Linked DNA regions of Homo sapiens: region 2 is linked to region 1. Evidence: read pairs that join two places in POLR2A ChIA-PET (ENCODE). Cell type or tissue: MCF 10A. All regions are shown on one strand. Links, peaks and the distances in the headings refer to the core of each region. The heading gives the core; the rest is flanking DNA.

Region 1 (2,915 bases), core at 1-2,500:
TTATTTATGTGGTCCAGAATGTCCACATGTGGCCAACTAAAAATTGATGACTATAAGAAAGGGAAAGTTGCTTTAAGGACGACCCCAGTATCTGGCACACTCTGGCAACTGAAGTCCAGAGCTGAAGCATAAAACCAAAGGAAACAAAAAGCAGTCTCAGAGCATATGAGAAATCAAAGAGTTTCTTATATACTGCAGATAGCAATTTTAAAAATCAGTATTTTTAAGCTCAGAGCATTGGATGCCAACAACCCATAGTTCCTGCACAAAGACATGGAAAAATCCAGCCACAGGATCTGTCTTGAGCAATAAGGCATACATCATATATAACTGCAGTGATACTGATGGAGGCTGATTTTTTTCAAACAAACTGGGCAGTGTTAGTATGTGTAAAGGAAGTGCAGAAGCACTGACTACAGATGTGGCCACATTCTATAGAGTAGATGTGTTGTATACTAAGTTCAATCTCTGAGCATCCATCCATGCAAACTTGACACTGAATATAACCAGGTAGTATATGACAAAAAAAATTTTTTTGCAGGGAATTATGGTGGGCACTGTTGGTTATACATACATCTCTGTCCCTTTTCACTCCCTCCTCATCATTGTTCACCACACAACTGCCAGTGTGGTCTTGGAGTGGCCTTGTGTTTGCTCTTGGCCTCCTCCTTTGTTCAATAATCACTACAGAGTCACGGTGAGTTAGGTCAATCACTACAGGTGCTAGAGATTCACAGGTGAGGTCAACTACTTCATCACTTTCCCCAAGTTCTATCAGTTCTGCATCCAAGGCTATGTTAGGTGTTGGGCCTCCTTCTCTGGCTATAGGGAATGCTCAGGCTTGTCTGGAATTCACCATGCTGTCTCAGCTTATTATAGTATTCCATTGTGCTTTTTGGATTCAGTCTTAGAGAAGTAAATGATCTGTGCCAAGGTTTACAGCAGATATTAAAACTCTTCGATGTCTCACTGCTGTTGTTCAGTCACTCTCTGACTTATAAGAATTTAGAGGTCAGATTTCCCCACATATTTGAACCCTTATTCTGGGTCCAGTCCTGTCTTCACTTCCACAACTGCTGTGTTCCCACAGGGAGTGGATCTTCTGGGAGCCATTTGTAAGATAGTTCAATCTGAATTTTTAACTGAAAAAAAATGAGAGAAAAATTAAGCTTTAGTAATGTCTAAATCAAGACTGATAGTAGTGTATGTATAAAATGTATAGCTATATATAGAGAATGTATACAAAAAACTTTTTATAGTTATGCATTTGAACAAAATTTGGAGGCCACTGCTGTTGAAACTGAGTGCCCCTCCCTATTCTATGACCTGATGGTAGTGAGGAGGAGGAATCTAAGGGGCACTTACATGAAGAGAAGCACAATATCATTGAACACCCAAGAAAGGGTTACTACTTCAATTAAGAGCTTTCTCTTTCCTTTTTTTTTTTTTTGAGAAAGAGCCTCACTCTGTCACCCAGGCTGGAGTGCAGTGGTGCAATCTTGGCTCACTGCAACCTCCGTCTCCCCGGGGTTCAAGCAATGTTCATGCCTCAGCCTCCCATATAGCTGGAATTACAGGTGCATGGCACTACACCCGGCTAATTTTTGTATTTTTAGCAGAGATGGGGTTTTGCCATGTTGGTCAGGCTGATATCAAACTCCTGACCTCAGGTGATCTGCCTGCCTCGGTCTCCCAAAGTGCTGGGATCACAGGCATGAGCCACAGCGCTTGGCCCACTCACTCATTTTTTATAAAGTAAAAACGGGAGACCAAAAAATCTCCTTACATACTCCTAAAAGCAAATAAGAAATAAACCATTTACTCTACTTGCAGGTTCATCTTGCCCAGTGTTTTCTTTCTAACAGAGGCAACAAATGGAGTTCTGAAAAATTTATCCCAGATTGCCTTCTAGGAAAGAGAGGATGGAGTTCGAGCATTAGCCATAGAAAGGCTTGGTTTGGGTCTAGGCTCTGTGACTTTTGAGCATGTGACCTAGAAGTTAAGTTGTCAAAATCACAGCATGTAAATCTTTGTAAAAATTAATTAGCTTATAATTTTAAAATAATGCATAGTCATTAGGGAAATACAAATCAAAACCATAAAGAGATACCATTTCGTATCCACTAGAATGGTTATAATAAAAAAAGATTAAAAGTATTGGTGAGGATGTAGAAAAATTGGAACTCTCATACACAATGGTACATTCAGCTTTGGAGAACAGCCTAGTAGTTCCTTAAAAGATTAAACATAGAGTTACCATATCACCCAGCAATTCCACTCCTGCATATATACTCAAGAGAATTGAAAATCTATGTCCACACCAAAAATTTATACATGAATATTGATAACCACATTTTATTCTCAGTAGCCGAAGAGTGGAAACAATCCAAATGCCCATTAACTATAGATGGATAAACAAAACTTAGTATATCTATACAGTAGAGTAATATTCATCAATAAATAGGAATGAAGAACTGATCCTTGCTACAATATGACGACCTTTGAAAACAGAAGCCAGTTACAAAAGACCACATATTATATGTTTCTGTTTCTATGAAATACTAATAGGCAAACCCATAGAGACAGAAAGATTGGTGGTTTCCTAGGACTAGGGGTTTGGGAGAAATGGGAGTGACACCGAACTGGTACAAAATTTCTTTTGGGAGTGACGAAAATGTCCTAAAATTGAGGTGGTTACACAACCCTGTGAATATACTAAAACCCACTGAAATGTACACTTAAATATGTTAATTGTATGGTTTGTGAACTATATCTCAATAAACAAAGATGTAAGCTGCCAAAAATGTTACACAATACAATAGGACACGAACTGGATTTAGATCGGCAAACCGTAGAACCTAGTGAGGAAATGAGAAGCCCAGCAGGAAAACGGGCGGACCCCAGAGAAGGGCTTA
Region 2 (2,915 bases), core at 416-2,915, 68 kb after region 1:
GAGGCTGAGGCAGGGGAATCGCTTGAACCCAGGAGGCAGAGGTTAGAGGTTGCAGTGAGCCAAGACTGTGCCATTGCACTCCAGCCTGGACAACAAGAGCAAAACTCTCAAAAAAAATTTTTTTTGATTTTTTTTGTAGAGACAAGGGTCTCCCTATGTTGGCAAGGGTGGGCTCCAGTGATCCTCCCAACTTGGCCTCCCAAAGTGCTGGGATTTACAGGCATGAGAAGACTGTCCTGATTATAAGGGACAAGGCTTTGTTGTAGCTAACACAAGTGTAACCTTAGAAATTGCTTTAACGTTGCCATTTTTTACAGAAAGAACACAGCCCCAGCTAAGCTTAGAAGGTTGAATATATCTCCCTTGTGATAGAAAACGTTTGGTTTCAGCTGGGCACGGTGGCTCACGTCTGTAATCTTAGCACTTCCAGGCTGGGACAGGTAAATCACCGGAGGTCAGGAATTCGAAACCAGCCTGGCCAACATGGTGAAACCCCGTCTCTACTAAAATACAAAAATTTAGCTGGGTGTGGCGTGCGCCTGTAATCCCAGCTACTGGGAAGGCTGAGGCAGAATTGCTTGAGCCCAGGAGGCGGAGGTTGCAGTGAGCCGAGATCCCGCCACTGCACTCCAGCCTGAGTGACAAAGCGAGACTCCATCTCAAAAGAAAAAAAAAGTTTGCTTTTATTTTGACAAATAAGGTCATGCATTGATCAACAAATGCGGGAGTACCTTTCATGAAACATGCACTGTTTTAGGTACTAGCCAGGACAGTGGTGAGCAACAAAGTCCTTGCTCTTTTGAAGTTTACATTCTTATTGGACAGGAACTGGCAGAAAATATCAAGTAGTGATAAATACTATGATTAAAAACAAAACTAGGTGAGAGACTGCAGTAGAAGGGACCTTAGGTTGAATGGCTTGGGGAGGCCTGTCAATAGAGGTTACATTTATGCTGAAATGTTCTGAATGTGGAAGATGTGTTAAGAAGGTACAGTTGTCTTTTAGGAGACTTTACCAAAATACCTATTCAACCCCTCTTCTCACCTCAAACTCTTTGCTCCTCTCCTTCTCTTGATCTTGGATCATACTTCCCTGAGAAAACAGACAGGAGCTCTCTACCATCTCCACCCCTTACTTACCCCGTCTCTCTGACTGTTACAATGGATATTATTTGACTTCAAATTTCGGGTCAACACCCTTACTATGGATCCACACTGTAAGACGGTCCATGCTACCAAGGAAATGGCACCACCCCAGAGCCTGTAAGCGAACAGCACAATAAGAAAAGCGAAGAAAAGAGGCAGGAACTGGGTTCCAAGGGAGCTGGAGGCAGCTGGACCAAGAAGGCAAAGAGCAATGCCACAGAGCGAGAACGGCTGCAACGGCCTGCTACGCTAAGCTAGGCCTTCAAGCATGCCAGAGCAGTTAAGCAGAGTGGGACTGGCGTCAGGGCAGATGTGGCTTTGCTAGAGAGGCTGGTACTGCCCCCCACAGGAAACGAATGGAATCGACCGGAGACAGCCGAGAGGTCTCCGCGGGAGTCACGAGGCCGAGCGGGAGCCGCTACGTACACCGCGCATGCCCACGACGCAGTCAGGTTCCGGCGAAAGTGACCGGAAGTAACCGCCGGGCCAAGATGGCTGCAGAGGAAGGGGTCGCGAGTGCTGCTTCCGCCGGCGGTAGCTGGGGCACCGCGGCCATGGGGCGGGTTCTACCGATGCTGTTGGTGCCAGTCCCCGCCGAGGCGATGGGGCAGCTCGGCTCCCGGGCGCAGCTGCGCACACAGCCGGAGGCTCTGGGGAGCCTGACGGCTGCGGGCAGCCTCCAAGTGCTTTCTTTGACGCCTGGCAGCCGGGGCGGGGGTCGCTGCTGCCTGGAGGGCCCCTTCTGGCAGTAAGTGCTGAGGGAGAGTTGGGCCGTTGGGGGAGTCCAGAGCCTAGGCTCGGCTGACTGAGCCCCAAGGGCTCACGCCGAGGCCTCCCTGCAGCCATAGAGGTGGCGGGAGAAGGGTGCCAGCTGCAGGAAACGCCCCAGAGGCGAGCGTGGTTTCCTCACAGAACCTTTCCCCCGACCTGAAACGCTCGCCTCGTTGCATTCTGGCAGCCCAGCTCTCCTGTTCCGGGTGGGCGGAGACGGCACCCAGCTCCATTGCCACCTGCGGCGAACCCGGAACGGGTCTCAGCTGAGGCGCTGATTCTTTCATTATTCAACACAGGTTGATTAACTGTCACAGGGTCGAGTCCCATGCCCATTTCTTTCAGTTAAAGATGCCAGCTGAGGATCATCTCTAATTTGAATCATCCTGATACTTTTTTCATGTCCTTGAAGTGAATAGCGTTTTCTTTCACATGTAGTCCTCTTCTTCAAGGACAGAGTCCAGTTTGTCCCTTCATTTATTCAGCAAATATTGTGTGCTTGCTGTTACATAGGAGCAGTGCCTAAAAAGTTGAGTAAGACACTTCTTTCTTGCGAGGCGCGCATGTTTGGGGAAGACAAACATGATTACAATAATGCATTACTTTGTACTTCCGTAACTCTTGGTTCAGTACTTAAGAGTTTACATCATAAAGTTTGGGAACGCCCTCTTAGTGTTTTGAGTGGGCTGCTGCTTTTTTTTTTTTTTTTTTTTTTTTAAAGATAAGGTCGCTGTCGCCCAGGCTGGAGTGTAGTGGCTCAGTCACGGTTCACGGCAGCCAGCCTTGACCTCCCGGGCTCAGCCTCCCCAGCAGCTACGACTACAGGCGTGCACCACCAGGCCTGGCTAATTTTTCTAGTTTTTGTAGAGATGAGGTCTCACTGTGTTGCCTAGGCTAGTCTCAAGCTCCTGGGCTCAAGTGATCCCGCCTCTCCCTGCCAAAGTGTTGGGATTACAGGTGTGAGCCACTGAGCCTGACCTGTTCTTTTAATAATTATT

What was found. Peaks named below come from ENCODE experiments on the same cell type or tissue, not always from the same donor. Only the 100,000 strongest peaks of a DNase experiment are listed, where the experiment ranks them.
Region 2: POLR2A ChIA-PET joins it to region 1 with 82 read pairs; 34 of 35 experiments call an interaction of 5 or more read pairs at or near these places.

The regions. Positions count from the first base shown.
Region 1 is chr15:44,729,590-44,732,504 of GRCh38, reverse strand. It overlaps the pseudogene RNF4BP. Among named protein-coding and RNA genes, the nearest start is that of TRIM69, 5.5 kb to the left of the region's middle. RefSeq lists an enhancer at 2,623-2,915. In MCF 10A, for the core only: no CTCF peak of the experiment used is centred there; no DNase peak of the experiment used is centred there.
Region 2 is chr15:44,662,370-44,665,284 of GRCh38, reverse strand. SPG11 (SPG11 vesicle trafficking associated, spatacsin) reads left to right here and starts at 1,623. Exons shown (of 40, transcript NM_025137.4): 1 at 1,623-1,894. The coding sequence starts at 1,638. RefSeq lists enhancers at 1,159-1,328, 1,369-1,848, 1,323-2,279, 2,389-2,528. In MCF 10A, for the core only: a CTCF peak has its summit at 1,487 (motif pointing left); DNase peaks (open chromatin) are centred at 1,504 and 2,084.